Linked DNA regions of Mus musculus: region 2 is linked to region 1. Evidence: chromatin loops called from intact Hi-C (ENCODE). Cell type or tissue: left cerebral cortex. All regions are shown on one strand.

Region 1 (8,000 bases):
GTAGGCAAAGGACACCTGCAGGGAGACATAGGAAACACCCAGCATGCCCTCATATGACACCAGTAATTTGCCCAGGAAATGCTTAATACATATTGATGGACAGTGGACTAATATGAAGCCTGTATGGCTAGATGTGTGATGGATGGATGGATGGATGGATGGATGGATGGATGGATGGATGGATGATGAATGCATGGAGATAAATAGATAGATAGATAGATAGATAGATAGATAGATAGATAGATAGATAGATAGATAGATAGATAGAGTTGTAGGGATTAGAATAGATGAGTGTGGGGTGGATGGGTATGTGGATAGATGGATGGGTGGATGGATGGATGGATGATGAATGCATGGAGATAGATAGATAGATAGATAGATAGATAGATAGATAGATAGATAGGTATAGTTGTAGGGATTAGAATAGATGAGTGTGGGATGGATGGGTATGTGGATGGATGGATGGATGGATGGATGGATGGATGGGGTGGGATGGGTGGATGGGTGGGTGGATGGATGGGTGGGTGGATGAATGGGGTGGATGGATGGGTGGGTGGATGGATGGGGTGGATGGATGGATGGGTGGATGGATGGATGGATGGATGGATGGATGGGATGGGATGGGTGGATGGGTGGGTGGATGGATGGATGATGGATGGATTAGGTGGATGGGTGGATGGGTAGGTGGGGTGGGTGGATGGGTGGATGGATGGATGGATGGATGGATGGATGGATGGATGGATGGGGTAAAATAAGGTGGGATGTGTGGAGTAGGGTGGGGTGGGTGTTTGGGTGGATGGATGGGTGGATAGGTGGATGGGTGGATAGATGGATGGGTGGATAAATGGACAGACATTGTGATAAATAGATAGGCTTTTGCTACACTAAACTAGCATACACAGAGGACTGCCATAAAATTGGCTCTGCCACTCCTCAATGGATGCTTTTACTGCTGCATCGTTAACTGTTGAATACAGAGCCCACAACTGCCAAAGCATATACCAGCTCTTCACACGCCCTGACAGCCAGCCCTGCTGTATATCCAACCCCACTAATAGAAAAACAAAATAGAAGCATACTTCAATCTTGGTCCTCAGTGAGAGAGAAACTACTGCGAGGCATTAAATAGCCATCTGTCTGAATGCACTACGTCTCTATTTTCTACAATGCACTCAGCTGCATAGATAGTTGCATGGTAACTCTAGAAAGACCCAGACAGGACTGTGGACTTCCCTGCAGGCAGCATTGTGCTCAAAGCTGTCCTCTACTACAACACATCCCCTTAAAAACAAATTCCTTGCCAGGCAGCGGTGGCACACGCCTTTAACCCCAGCACTTGGGAGGCAGAGGCAAGTGGATGTCTGTGAGTTCAGGGCAGTGTGGTCTACAAAGCAAGTTCCAGGACAGCCAAGATTATACAGAGAAATCCTGTCTCCAAAAAAATATCCCTCTCACAGTATGTTCAGTCCCAGCTTGATGCATGGAACATCATCATTGCTTTAAGATGCTGGAGTTAAGTCTCAGCTCTCTGTGTCATAAGATCAGTAGACTTTGTCCTCTTCCCCCTTTATTGCCACAGGCTGTCAGAGCTGTGCCAGAACCTGAATACCACAATGTGGCATGGCACATTAACCCCTATGAGAGAGACAATGCCCATTCATATTTTATGGCAAACAATGGACTAATCAAGAATTCATCCACTGCTCACCAGCAAAGGCCTCCTTGCTCTGATCTGATGGCATCTCCTTAGCCAAAGTGCAAGTGCCCCTTCCACATGCTCACAGGCAGAGCCTGCTCCCCTCTGGAGCTAGAGTTAAAGACCTGCTCATCCAGCCCCCATCCTACCTGTGAACCAGTGACTAGCCATGAGTGCCTGCATTTTTTAAGTAGGACTCTGCTTTCTACAGCAACTGCCCTGAGTACTGTGTGGGCGACTCTGAGTGGACATCCACCTTTAGGATAGAAAGACTGTCAGAAACCTTTCCAACTTGGGCCTGGTGGAACAATTCCTGCAAGGGAAGGTGCTGAAGCAGGAGCTGCTCTGCCATTGAGGAGGCAGTGACATGAAAACCCACTCTCAACATTCACAAGTGCATCTGCAAAGCGGGCTTGGAGGAGCGCTCAAGGCTGATGAGATGGCTCTGTAGGGGACAGCACTTGGTGCCCTTCCTGAGGACCCAAGTTCCATCCCCAGCACCCACATGGTGGCTCACAACCATTTGTAACTCCAGTTCCAGGGAACTAGTGCCCTCTTCTAGCCTCTGCAGGCACCAGAAAAGCACATAAAATAAAAGTCAAGGAATCTGGAAATTTACCTGAAGGAGATAAAACTTCAAATAATGTTGATAACAAGTTCAACAAAGCTGTTTGCATCAAAAGAATAAGAAACATTCCATACTGTATCCAGGCACATTTGTCCAGAATATTTAATGAGATGAGGATTCACCAAACAAGCTCTATACTTCGATAACTTATGCACCTGTTACTAACATGCAAACGAACAGTCAATATGGATGGAAACTGCTGAGAGTCAGATAAAGTCATGAAACTGAAAAGAAGCAGGGGAGAAGCAGCAGCATTGCTCACAAGAACCATAGCTTCCTGTTACTTGTAGATGTGACATCGCTATCACATACACACGACTCTCACATGCCTCTCTGCCTTTGGCGTCTTGCAGCCACACCAGAGTGCTCCATCCTTTCTGTGCCAGCTCCACCCCAGCTCTCTCAGAAAGCTTATACTTCCCATCTTGCTTTGTCCTCTCCCTGAAATGCCTCCCAGTTTGTCTACATTCTTCAGCACTGCATCAGTCTAGCAAAGCATCTGCCCATTCAAAGGACACTGATTAGGGGCAGGACTGGAAAGAGAGACCTATAGTTTGATGAAAATTCCACCTAGTTATACAGCATATTTTGTTATATCTATCTACCACTATCTCCCTCCAACTTCCCATCACCCCCTAATTCCATACCTTCCTTTCTTCTTGTTTCTGATAACCCCTGAGTCTGATTAGTGCTGTACAGACACGCATGCTTATGTGGCTATTCACCAGGGCGTGAACTACTTATTATCAGTTATATCCCCAAAGGAGAGTGACTCCCTCAGTAGCCTTCAGGTGCTAATAGTTTGTGAGGCCATGGGTCCTCTCCCTGGTCCATGCTGGATGTTGGTTGGCTGGATCTTGTGCGGGCCTTGTGCAGGCAGGTACAGCTGCTGGGAGGTCAGCATTCCACAGCTCCCCTGTCAGCTCTCTGATCTTTCTTCCCCTCCCCTGCGCTCCCAATAGTAACATAAGGCTACTCTGAGCATGGTGGTGTTTTCAGGTTTGGGTAAAATCCAGCATGTGGCCTCAAACTGAGTTCACCGAAGCTTGGGAACAGAGCCATCATCCCCAATCCTGGCTATGTCTTCCTTAAAGAATGAAGAAAAAGAACTGAGCCCTCATTAGCCCAGGTTTGAAGTCTCTCCAGCTTGGTTCTCTGAGGATCCTCTGCACTGTCCCTCACTCAGGACTCCTTCTCCCTTGCCCTCACATGCCCACCTCTCTGCCAGGTCCTCCTTCTCTCAAACAGCCAAAGTGTAAGCTTTGGTAGGACTATAACGTGAAACTGAAGTCAGTAGAGCCCCAACCAGAGTATGTAACATCCTTCCAGACTGCCAGGCCAACCCCAGTGACCCTGCCTTCGGTTTTAAGAGCCCAGCTGGTGGGGGATAGGTGCTGAGCATTATATGACTACCCATAAGGACATTGACCCCACATGTGAATGACCCCATTTCAGAACCCCACACCTACACACACTGACTGGTGTACGCAGAAGGGGTGTAGCCATCTTCTGGTGTTTGTTGGCCCTGCTCACACTCTTGTTTGTGTTCTCAGGGAATATTACATCACCATGGTGAAATGGGCCACCAGCACCAAGGTCGCTGTGACCTGGCTGAACCGGGCCCAGAATGTGTCAATCCTGACCCTCTGTGATGCCACCACGGGTGTCTGCACTAAGGTACAGTACTGAGACAGAGAAGGGGGTAAAGGAATGGCCATAAAATAGAAGATGCCATCCAAATCCTGCTGGAGAAATGTGAAGCCTAGCTTAGCTCTGTCATTGACATTATGTCCAGCCTCTGGTTTGGTGCCACCTGGTGGACAAGTCAGATATTGCTACAAGATCGGGGTTGGGGGGGGGGGCACTTCAGAAGTGTAGCCATTAATCTCAGGGGCAAGGGTCTGTTTCCCTTCACACTGGCTGCTCTCCTGGGAATACTGCTCTCCCTGTTTTCTGTTGCTCAAGAGAGGAGGGGACTTGGCCAGGACCTGACCCTTTCTCTCTTGCAACACTGTAAAGCCAGGTACCCCAGCACAGGTAGGCAGGTCCAAGCAGACCTGCAGTGTGTCTAGGAACAGGAGCATCCCAGGGCATCCTTTCTTCCTGGCCAGGGCAGCAGACTCTCCCCCTGCCCTACAAGCCAAGCTTCTACAATGCTGAGCCGCAGCCCCAAGAAAGTCACCTTGTATTGAATTTAAAAGACCAATTGACACTCTAGACAGACCTTCTAGAAACTCTTTTTTTTTTCCCTAAGTTTCTATTTTATCTAGCAAGAAAAACACCAGGCTTGCCTATGCAGGTTTACTGAGAGCTGTGAGCCCTACCCAACAGCTCTCAGTACGCTGACCAGGAGGTTCCCTAGGAGGTTGCAATGACCTGCTCCTGCCTCTGACACCTCAAGTTGGCCTGACATTTGCCTACCATTACTGGAAGCAATTCTGGGTGTTTCTGATGGGCTTGCTGGAGAAAAAAAAAACTCAGGCAGAGCTCAGTGCTGGACACCACTGCTGAATGTCCAAACCTTCTCTGTGCCTGTCCTGCTATGCCCACCATGCATGCCACTGCCACCCACAGTCAGGAGCAGCACCAGCCTGGTGGCATCTCAGGTGACAGCAACCAAGCAGAACACCATTTGGTGTCCAGGCATGATTGGTTTGTGTACTTTCATACACAGCTCTGGAGAGCAACTTCCATATGTGCCTTGCCTCTTTTAACTGACTTTGTTTCCCAGAATTGCTTCATGAAATTATAAACTGCAGTTTTGATCCACATTTCTACTAGCAAGCATTGTACGCACTTATGTGCTCGCGTGCATACACACACACACACACAGAGTTCCAAACAGTGCAACATCTGAGCCTTCTGAAGAAGCAGCCTAACAGGACACACAGCTCAGTGGTGCCTGCCTGAGGACACTTGTGCTAGGATGTGAGCCACAAAGAGGGATTACTGCCACACTGAGAAGCCCTGGTGGCCACTGTGTTCAAGGGCAGCTGCCACGTAGGTAAAATTAAATCATTCTATGTACAGTGCACACAAACAAAGGGCCCTTTCTAACAGTCCAATTCTATTTCAGAAACATGAAGATGAAAGCGAAGCCTGGCTCCACAGACAGGTAACTCCACATACCAGCCTCGCATTCTCTCCTCACCTTGACAGGGGTGGGTACCATGGTTTCATACAAGGAATCACTTGGGGAGTCCCACCTGGGATCATCCAAGCGCATGTGCTACTCTGACTGGGACAGTGTAAGCCCAGCCCTCTTCATCATCCCGAGAAGCTTGTCGGGCCCTGCTGTAGAAGTCAAGTTCCCTGGATGACACTTTCCCCCAAAGACAATGATGGGATAGATCTCATCTCCCAGTCAGACGATGTATTTGGTGGCCTGAAAATCGTGAGCCCAGAAAAGCCCACTATTGACCAGATGAGGCCTACAATGACTAAGCAGATTAAAGTGTGGTTGGTACTCCATTTATTCTTAGGCATGTGACCTCCCTTGGAGAGATATTTCCTCAGAAACTGGTCAGCAGAATCATCTCTGAGATTTTGTTTTCCATTCCATAACTCAGGCTCTGGGAGCTGAAGATTACAAGGTTAGGGGTTTGAGGTATGGCTCACTGGTAAACTCTTAGGCGAGCAACATGCCTGAGACCCTTGGCTCAGTCACCAACACTGAAACAGCGAGGTCGGCCAGTCCATGGAGATCAGGAGGTGCTGAAGAGTTGGCTCCATGGTTAAGATGCAAACTGCTCTTGGTGAGGACTGGAGCTCACATCCCAGCCCCAGTACGTAATGGTCAAAACTGCCTGTGTCTCTAGCTCAGGGGATCAGACACTCTCTCGGACCTCTGAGAGCCTCACACTCGTGTGCACAAACCCCTACACAAATACACATCATTTTTAATTAAAATTTTAAAATTAAATAAACTTTAAAACTAAGAGCTCTCGGGAGAAGCCAAGGCAACCCACCTTTGATACAGTTTTTTGAATTACTGTACTCAGAGAGTGACCCCCCCCCCCCAGCACTGGTATGTTCTAATGATTCTATTGTCTCGTTCCACACTCTTGTGTTAGAAAGAACAAAGTTCAAGGAACTTACTTCTCTTTTATTCCACCCGAGGAAATAAAAATATCTTCAAATCCTGTAAGAAAAATCAAAACAGATTTGAATCCAAAGAGTCGTTGCAGAGAGGGCTCGGGGTGTTGCTCCGAGGCAGAGCACTTGTTTTGTGTGTACAAAGCCCCAGGTTCTATCCACAACAAAGTAAGAAAGCAGAACTGTGACTAAGAAATCCAGGCATTTGTTTTTATTGACCTGAAAGATTCTATCCATGAAACTCCACCTATCAGCAGCAGCCTCTGTGGTATTTACTTCTTCATTGCTATGAGAAAGCACAATGACCAAAAACAACCTCTGAATGATATTGGTTTATCGTTTCCAAGGGGATAAGCATTCATAAGGGTGGTGGGGCATGACAGCCAGCGAGAGGGGCATGTAGCAAAGACAGAAAGCTGAGAGCTCATGTCTTTAAACACAAACACAAAGCAGAGAACAGACTGGAATGGGATAAGGCTGTGGCTTTCAAGGTCTGCCCCCAGTGTCATACTTTCCCAGCAAGCTGCACCGCCTCCCAGACACCACCTCCCCTGAGGACCGATGGTTCTTAATCCAGAAAATGCGCTGAGTGCCAGCATATTTCTCTCTCTCTCTCTCTCTCTCTCTCTCTCTCTCTCTCTCTCTCTCTCTCTCTGCTTCTGGCTGTGGATGCAATGAGATGAGCTGTTCACACCCCCACTGCCTAACTGTTCCAACCATGATGGACTGTACTGTCAAACCAAATCGGAACAAACCCCATTATCTCTTAAGTTGTTTTTAGTGAGGGTATTTTATCACAGAAATTTTAAAGTAACTAATACATATGAGATATGGGGTTAATACTTAGATGTATAAAAAATTAAGACAGCTCAAACATCTTAAGACATCTTATTTTACACATATATGTGTGCCATGGTCTTTACAGAAGACAGTAGAGAGTATCGGATCCATGGAAGCTGGGATTATGTACAGGCAGTTGGAAGTTGCCATGTGGGTCCTGAGAACCCACTTGGGTCTCTGAAAAACAGCCACTGCTCTTAATTGCTGAGCCATCTCTCCAGACCAAAGAGATAACTCACTTTTAGAAAAAAATATGTATGGCTCTATTTTAAAACAAAAAAAAATAATCTGAATATGCATGTCTCTAAGAAAGATGACACAAATGATCAGCAGATACATGGAGGAAAATGTTCATCAGGAATCACCAGAAAAAATGCAGCTGGAAGTCACAAAGTGAAAGAACATCATAGCTGACAGAATATTATCAAAAGACAAAAGATTATAGAGAGCGTGGGAAGACGGGGAACTCCCACACCTGTTAGCAAGAACATACGTTAGGAAAGTCTCTGCAAAAGATAGCATGGATTCCTCAAACAGCTAAAAGTGCAACCCCACTCCTGGGTCTGTATCCAAAGGAAAGGAAATCGGAATGCTAAAATGACTCCTGTGTCATTGCATCACAGATCACAACAGCAAGGGACAAAACAGTGAAGGAGATATTAGATGCAGGAAGGAAGCAAGGGTGAAGCTAGGGGATATTGTGACAAGTGCAGAGCCAGGAGAGGGATGCATGCTATGTGT
Region 2 (8,000 bases), 580 kb before region 1:
TGCTCTCCATCTTCTGAATACTAACATCATTAGAAAGAAGTAAGAAACCCAGAGAAGCACACACACACACATACACACACACACACACACACACACACACACACACACACACACACACACAGAGAGAGAGAGAGAGAGAGAGAGAGAGAGAGAGAGAGAGAGAGAGAGAGAGAGAGATTGAGAGAATTTGGTGGAAGGTGAATTGGGTGTGGAAATGGAGGCTTCTGGAAGCACCAAGGGATGCTGACACCAAGCTGGAAACAGCTGCTCTGGAAGAAATGCTCATACAGTGAGCTAGTGCTGCTCATCTGAATTTTGATGTCATATGAAAGGAAGGATGAGAGCATTGGGGACATCCTGTGTTTAAGGGGAAGACTGTAGGGGCAGCCTCAAAGGAAGACAAGGAGAGTAACTGCTGTGGATGGAAGAGGTCTCCTTCTAGAACACAGGAAGTGTGTGTGCTGAGTGTAGAAGGCAAAGGTAGCACAGGTGGTATCAGCATCCAGAGCATCTCTAGCAAGAGCACAGGCTGAGGAGTTAGCATGCAACTGGAAAACACAAGGTGAAGACACAGCAGAAGGAAAGGAGACATGCTTCCGAGTCCTCAGTGCTCTCCTGGCAGGGGTGGGGTCACATAGAAGTGAAGATGCCACTAAATGTCTCATGACTGATGCATAGAAAGAACACCCCTGACCACTAGATGTCTGTGAGGACTTAGGAAGTCAGGTCAGTGGGTACTGCCCTTAAGGCTATTAATAAAAAGTTATTCTATAAAAATTGTGAGATAGAAATAAAGTTTCATCTTCCTGGTAGTTACACAGTGCAGGTATACACACAGACATGCACACACACATATTACACACACCACACATATACAACCATACCACACACACACACACTCACTCACTCACTCACTCACTCACACACACCCACACACACCATACACACATATACACACACCACACACACACACATATACCCCCCACACACATACACATATACCCATGCATCCAAACAAATGCACACACACACATATACACACACTCTCTCTCTCTCACACACACACACACAACGTGCACACATATACACACACCACACACACATACACATATACTCATGCATCCAGACAAATGCACACATACACACCTCTCCTTTTAAGAAATAGGAAAAAAGCAAAAAACAAAAACAAAAACAAAAAAAAAACCAAACAAACCAACAAACCAAAACCCAGGCAATGTTGAAGATTCGGCTCTCCCAGCAGTTTCAGGTGACCATCCCTGCTGTGGACAGTGAGCAGCAGGACTTTGGGGCTGGAGGATGTGTGCACACACATAGGTGTTGTAAGTCAGAGCCCAGGATCCACAGTGCAAGCTACTTCCAAAGTAAGAAGTTCTTGCCACCTGCTCCGTTTTCTTCTTTACAACTCGAAACAAGAACAGGGTTGCTTCTCAGAAGCAGTTGTGATGTAGCTATCATGTTATAAAATTCCTGTTTACTCACTGGAGAAGTTCTGAAAATGTTAGGCTGTATTCTGGGACAGCAGCGTTACATACTGATATCCAGGTGCTTCCATACGGTAGTCACACACTTGGATTTCCACCCAGCTTCTGCAAATATGTCTCCAGGGGACTTCCTTCCTCACTGGCATAGGTAATCAATGTGCTTATCCAAAAGGCTAAAAGGCAATAGACAAACCCAGTGTCATCAATAAAATCCCTTTTGAAAAAAGGCATACTTCAGGGCTGAAGAGATGGCTCAGCAGTTAGGAGCACCGACTGCACTTTCAGAGTCCTAAGTTCAGTTCCCAGCAACCACAATGATGGTGCCGCACAATGGCATCTGATTGCATCTTCTGATGTTCATGAACACACACACACACACACACACACACACACACACACACACACACACAAAGTAATAAATAAAATAAATCTTTTAAAAAGGTGGGCATTCCCCCCTTGAGCCCTTAGTTAAAACAGTATACAAAACTTCCCAGCACATGGTTTTTGTTGCATCTTTTTGTTAATTGAAGGCATGGGAGATTGCAGACTACATTCACATAATTTCTATCAGGTAAGTTATCCATGGGGAGGCTTAACATGGATGAATGAATCATGTTTTAAAAGGGAAGTATATTATTAAGTCACTCATTCATTGAGCCCTCCTTTCTGTGTTATGGAACTTGGGATGCCCAAGTGTCACATGCACACACACTTGTATTGCCTGACAAGAACCAGAGTATAGGACAAGACTCACATATGTATGTCATTGTATTAGATGGCTTTACCCTGGAAGGCTGAACAAACATCTCACACAGGGCTTACCTCAGCTTTCAGTGATAAACAGGGCACTTGTATTGGTTGCATCATTTTAAAGATGGGGACGCTGGGAGTGAAAGCTAAGGAAGTGCCCTGCCACTGATTTGATTTGCCTGCCTACTGGCTGCACTTCTGACCCTTCTATCTGAGAAAGGAAAAAGAGAGACCAAAGGTCTCTTGGCCTTCTGTCTGCTGACCACTGCGACCCCTGGCCTTTCTTTGTCCCCCAATGATTTTATTTTATTTACATGTGGATGCACGCAGAAGCCAGAAGAGGGTATTTGATCCCAGGAGCTGGAGTTACAGGTGGTTTGAACCATCTATTGTGGATGCTGGACACTAAACTCAGGTCCTCTGAAAGAGCATCGAGTGCTCCTAATTTCTGAGTCCTTTAGCCCTGTGGAGTTTTCCTTCGTTCTCCAGCTGTAGCTGTTCAGTCTTTACCAACTGAGATCTGCCCAGATTCACTTTATGGAAATGTGCGAACCTAGAATAAGTTGCAAGGAATTACACGATGAGCCCATGGCACCCACTGCCTGCTGGGTGGTGAGCAAGATGGGCAGGCCATTCCCACCATCATCTAATTTCCTCCCTGTGGAAACGTTCTTCTGTGCTTCCTTGGATCTGGTGGTACACCTGTGTTATACTGAGCATGCTCATAAGCTCAGCTCTCGCATCTCTTCAAGCAAGTAGCAAGGAAGAGGGTCCTCCCTTGTCAATCAAAACCAGATTACTAGGAAACAGGGAAGGTTTCTTCCCTTTTCTCCAACTCAACTTTTTCTGAGCATGGGAAGAGTCAAGTTGACAAAATTAGTCTAAAATCCCAATCATTAAAAACAGCATTCTTAAACAAACAAAGCATTATGCACCCCCTTGACAGCTTCCATTTGTCTGCCTGATCTGGCTGGCGTGGGAAGAGCAGGAGTGTGTGATTTGTGAGTCTTGCCAGCAGAGGGCAGAGTTTACTGCTGAGACCCTGGTTTTTAGGGTTGTGCAGAATCGCAGCAAGACTGGGACAAGCAGAAGCTCGTCGAAAAACAACTCCTGTGTCAGCGGAGATGTTCATCACACTGGGGAGAAGCTGCAGCAGCCCCCCTTTACACAGCAAGGCATCCCTGTCTGGCCCTATCTGATTCTGTCCATAACCTCCGGGGTCTCTATGGAACTCTTCTGCAGCTGCTCAATGGTATCTGATTACATCACCACAAACAGACTTTGTGCAGAGGCCTGTGATCCTGCCCACGTTCATAGCATGCCCTGAGCCGTGTTGCTCCCATAGGGGACCCTCACAAGTGACACCCAGCACTCTTTTCCTGAATGGTGAAAGGGCTCTGGGCATCTCCCAGCCTTAGGACATCCATGCATGGCTGAATTGGGTTGTTACTTTGGAGTTACTCTAGCAGTAGGGTTTGCAGTGGTCTTCAAGCGGATGATTCTCCCCCAGCATGAGGGATCTTCATCTACAAGTGTAGGATTTGTCTTTGGGTATGGGTAAGGTTTTCTAAACACTGGTGAGTCCGCTGTGAATCTAATAGTAGGAGCCTGTGCTATATACAGCACAGGTGCAAGCGTCCTGAGGTGCTTGTCTGAGCACCACAAGGCAAGGAGCTGCAGTGCCTGGCCTTCATATTCATGGTCTGATCAGAGTCCCCTGTAGCTATCCTGATCTGCAACAGCTGAAATGGGGCTGCCTGCTTGCACAGGGCAACCACGGGGTCAAGTACAGTGGTGTTTTGCATGATTTTTACTGTGTGGGGTGTGCACTGTTGCATGTTTTAATTATGTAGCTAGGGTAAGGCTAGAAATGTAACAGACCAAGACTGAGCAAGGCAATGGAGAACAAATGGCTTCTGCCAATAGGGCATCAATCACAAGGTGAGGCCCTGGTAACTTTTTACATTATTGTTTTAATTTTTATTTCATATGCATGAATGTTTTGCCTGCATGTCTGATACCCGTGAAAGCCAGAAGAGGGCATCAGATCCCCTGGAACTGGAGTTACAAACTATTGTGAGCTTCCTTCCATGTGAGTGTGGAACTTGAACCTGGGTTCTTGAGAAAAGCATCCAGTGTTCTTGACTGCTGAGCCATCTCTCCAGTCCTGTGGCCTTGGTAATTGTGATCTGTACTCTGCACTGGGTGAAGAAAGAGTACTCAGCCTAATGAATGGACAGACAGACATACAGCTTACATAGCTCCTACTACAGTATGATTTTAACGATTTCCAAGTATAGACTCCTGTAGCTGTCATTCCTGTCTGTGAGGTGATATTTATAGCACCTATCTCAAGCTTCAGGGAACATAGGGAAAGACAGGCTAGGTCTCTGAAAATGCCAACTTGTACCTGGAAATTAGCATAAGACTGAAGAGTTTTCACAAATCAGTGGGAACAGCATTTATCCACCTGTGTGAAGAGCAGAAAATCAGCTTCCTTTATCTGACTCTAGGAACTAAAGACTAATGTTTTTAAATTATCAGGAGGAAATAGAAACTATTTCTGTAGAATAAGGCTATGACAGAACACCCTAATTATGACACAAAATGTTCACAACAGACAGGAAAAATGGATTACTTTTTTGCCTGGCAGAAGACAGATGAGAAATCTCTAAATTTTAGGAAGCCCTTGTTCTGAAGGCCCAAATCTTATGGCCTTTGATCTGGTGCCCTTGGTATCCAGAGTTTCTGTGTCCTGGATCTGATGGCCCTGAATTTGGTGGCCTTTGTGTCTAGTGGCCTTGAATCTGGTGGCTCTGGTATTTAGAAGCCCTGATATCTATTGGTGCTGGGTCCTAAGGTTCTAGACCTGGTGGCCCTGATGTCTGCTGTCCCCTCTGTGGCTGGCAGTGCCAGACAGCTGGTTTTATTCCAGCCAACCTGCAGGGGCTAAGGATACCTGGAGCCTCACAGGGCAGGCTCTTCACTCCTCCAAATGGCCAGCATCCCTGAGTCCTGCCCTAAATGCCAGCAGAGCCTCTCCCTGTGACCTTTGGAAAATTCTCCCCTCTTTAAAATACTTCTGAGGAGGAGGTGGGAGATACAATTGAGAGATGTAGCGATTAGACCCTTCCTCCCCAAAGTCCCACTGCAGAGGCACCTCCCTGGTTCAGGCTTTGGGCAGTGGATGCTTTCACTTTGCTTACTTCAGGCATCAGACATTCAACCATGACTGTGCCCTGAGCAGGTCCTGTGTATCACTTCTGCATACCTTAGCATCATCATTTTAATTGGCTTTTTGGCAGGCAGCGAAGATGTATGCTAAAGGCAGACATGTTGTCATCTGCTTCTGTAAATGCTGCAGACATTCTACCACCTTTGTAAAAACAAAACAAATCAAAACAACCCAGAGAAATGTACTAGAAAAGTACTGAGAACCAGAACAGTTAAAAAATAAAGTTATTTCTTACTATACATCTCAACTGTCTAAACATATATCTGTTAACCATTTCTACCATAATAATAGTTATAGCCCTATAATAGATAGTAACACTATATAGACTTCCTACCCTGAGAAGAGAGTGTGAACATCCTGTTACCGGATGAGCAGTGGTGAGGAGAAGATGTCTCAGGGATAAATTTGTCCCTAAGGTCGTCATTTAGTGACAGAGTGATGGTGGATTGCCTACTGACAGGTGACTATATTAGAAACTGCTGTAAGATGTACATGAGGAAGATCTGGAGGCTAGAAATATTCAGGGACCTTTTGTTGTTGTTTTTAAAATATCTAGCCAACTCCTAAAAAGAAATGAGTGGTTGTCATGGCAACCTCAGTATCACATGGCACAGGGAAGTACATGCAAAGGATTGGATGAGGGAGCCAAAGGAAGCCACCTGGTTTAGAGTTTAATTTGGGAGAGTAAAATTCACCTAAAATGATTTGTTAAACATGATTTATTTTCCTTCCAAAATGCCTATAGGTTGGGTTTTTTTTTAAGATATTTTGGTTTTGAAATTCAAATTACTGTGGATGAATTCCATTAGAAATGTAGAGTCCTTCCAGGTCAAAGCAACCCGCACCATCACACAGACACACTCTCCTACCCCCATGCTCTGTGGAGGGTTCTGAGGAAGTGGTCCTCACACTGCCACTGGTTGGTGTGACTGAGTACCTCTTACCTGCTCCTTGGTGATTAGAACAGTAATTGAATGCCCTCTGCTCCCTGAGTGGTTATCCTAGGGCTGCATGTGTCCTCTAGGAGACCTTGGGAAAATGAAACCCTGAGCAAATCAGACCTAGAGGATGCTAATGGAGGAGTTTGTCTTGAAAAGGCCAATGAGTCTCAAGGGCCCATCAGAGCCTGATGGTTTCCCCAACATTGTCCAATGGGAAACTGGATTGAGAGCCCAGGAATACGCAGGGTGATAGCAGGTACTTCCTGAGGGTTTGCATACTCTTCACTCAGACGGAGAGGAACATGAGTAGAGAGACTGGACATTCAGAGGGACCATAGTCAGGAGACAGGGGGCTGAGGTAAACTTTTCCTTCAAGTCAGTTTGAGTCCTTTTGGACAGGCTTCCTGATCTCGTGACCACCATTTTCACACCCTTGGATATTAGTTCCCCTGCCTGATCTATATTGCAGCACTGTACAGTCACATAGCCACACAGTGCCTCAGAGTTAACAATAGAAGACCTGGGGGAAATTCTGGTTGGTAATGACAGCCTGGCAGTCAGGAAACACAGATGACTAGACGGTTAGGACCACCTTGTGACTGTTTTATAAAAGAACCTTGTTTAATAAACCAAGTTGGAAGTCAGAACCCAGAAGCTACAAGGAGTCCTGCAAACACAGAAGTGGCTGTCCAGAAGAAGGTGGGTAGAGAAAGTACTTTGTACAGAGGAGCACAGGAGAGGTAAGGTGATACAAAGAGTCGTGTAGTACCAAAACCCAGGCTCCCACCCAACTGCTTCACCCATAACCCATATGTTGGTACATGTAGGCATGTGTCAGGTTGTCTTGCCAAGTCCCATATTCTTGCTTGCTTTAGACTGGGACATACTATTGACATATCTGTGACAAGGCTGATGGAGGAAGCTAATTGACCAGTAGATGGGAGTCAGTCCAAAACTGGCTACAGAGGTGGCTTGGGACATGCCATCAGATCTCTGATCAGCAGCTCCTCCAGAAGAACGCCATGAGCCAGTGCGGCTGGTGAGGAATTAAAATCCATTTCAAGTTTCTTAGTTAAATCTCTGTCCTCAGGGTATTCATTTGTACCTGGGCCTTAGGAATGGCAAATGTGTGTGATGTTCAGGATTTGGAACTGGTACTTAACACATTACAATATCATTTGAAAAGAATGGAATGTATGATGGTGATTTGGGTATTAAAGACTGAGATGACTTAGCATTACAAAGATCTCAATGATGAGATGTTGAAGTCCAGACCCTACCAGGGTGAAAGTGGAGAGCAGGATGCAGTAGTGAATCCCATCTGATGTCTGTATGGCAGGGGGCACGTGCAAGGGTCAACCTCAGGTATTTGTGATTCTGCCCTACTTAGTACTGCCTATGAGATACCTCTGTGTTAACAACTTTTCTTATTGCCATGGCACAGGACCCAACAAAGGCAATGTAATGTATATTTGGAGGACATGTATATTTGGCTCATGGTTTCAGGAGCTATTAATCCACTGTGACAGGGAGGCATGGTGGCAGGAGCTGTTAGTCAAGAGCCTGGACTTC

What was found. Hi-C counts contacts between places; a loop is a spot of excess contacts. Peaks named below come from ENCODE experiments on the same cell type or tissue, not always from the same donor. Only the 100,000 strongest peaks of a DNase experiment are listed, where the experiment ranks them.
Region 2: it touches region 1 in a loop (6-fold over the local background); 3 of 42 quality-filtered maps call a loop at or near these places.

The regions. Positions count from the first base shown.
Region 1 is chr5:27,648,300-27,656,299 of GRCm38, forward strand. Dpp6 (dipeptidylpeptidase 6) reads left to right here. Exons shown (of 26, transcript NM_207282.3): 11 at 3,878-4,001; 12 at 5,401-5,439. Among named protein-coding and RNA genes, the nearest start is that of Gm16058, 98 kb to the left of the region's middle. In left cerebral cortex, CTCF peaks have their summits at 4,139 (motif pointing left) and 4,345; DNase peaks (open chromatin) are centred at 4,036, 7,091, 7,773 and 7,993.
Region 2 is chr5:27,071,938-27,079,937 of GRCm38, forward strand. The region is part of intron 1 of Dpp6 (dipeptidylpeptidase 6); the gene reads left to right. Among named protein-coding and RNA genes, the nearest start is that of Dpp6, 27 kb to the left of the region's middle. In left cerebral cortex, CTCF peaks have their summits at 3,266 (motif pointing right) and 4,275 (motif pointing right); DNase peaks (open chromatin) are centred at 3,275, 4,291 and 6,064.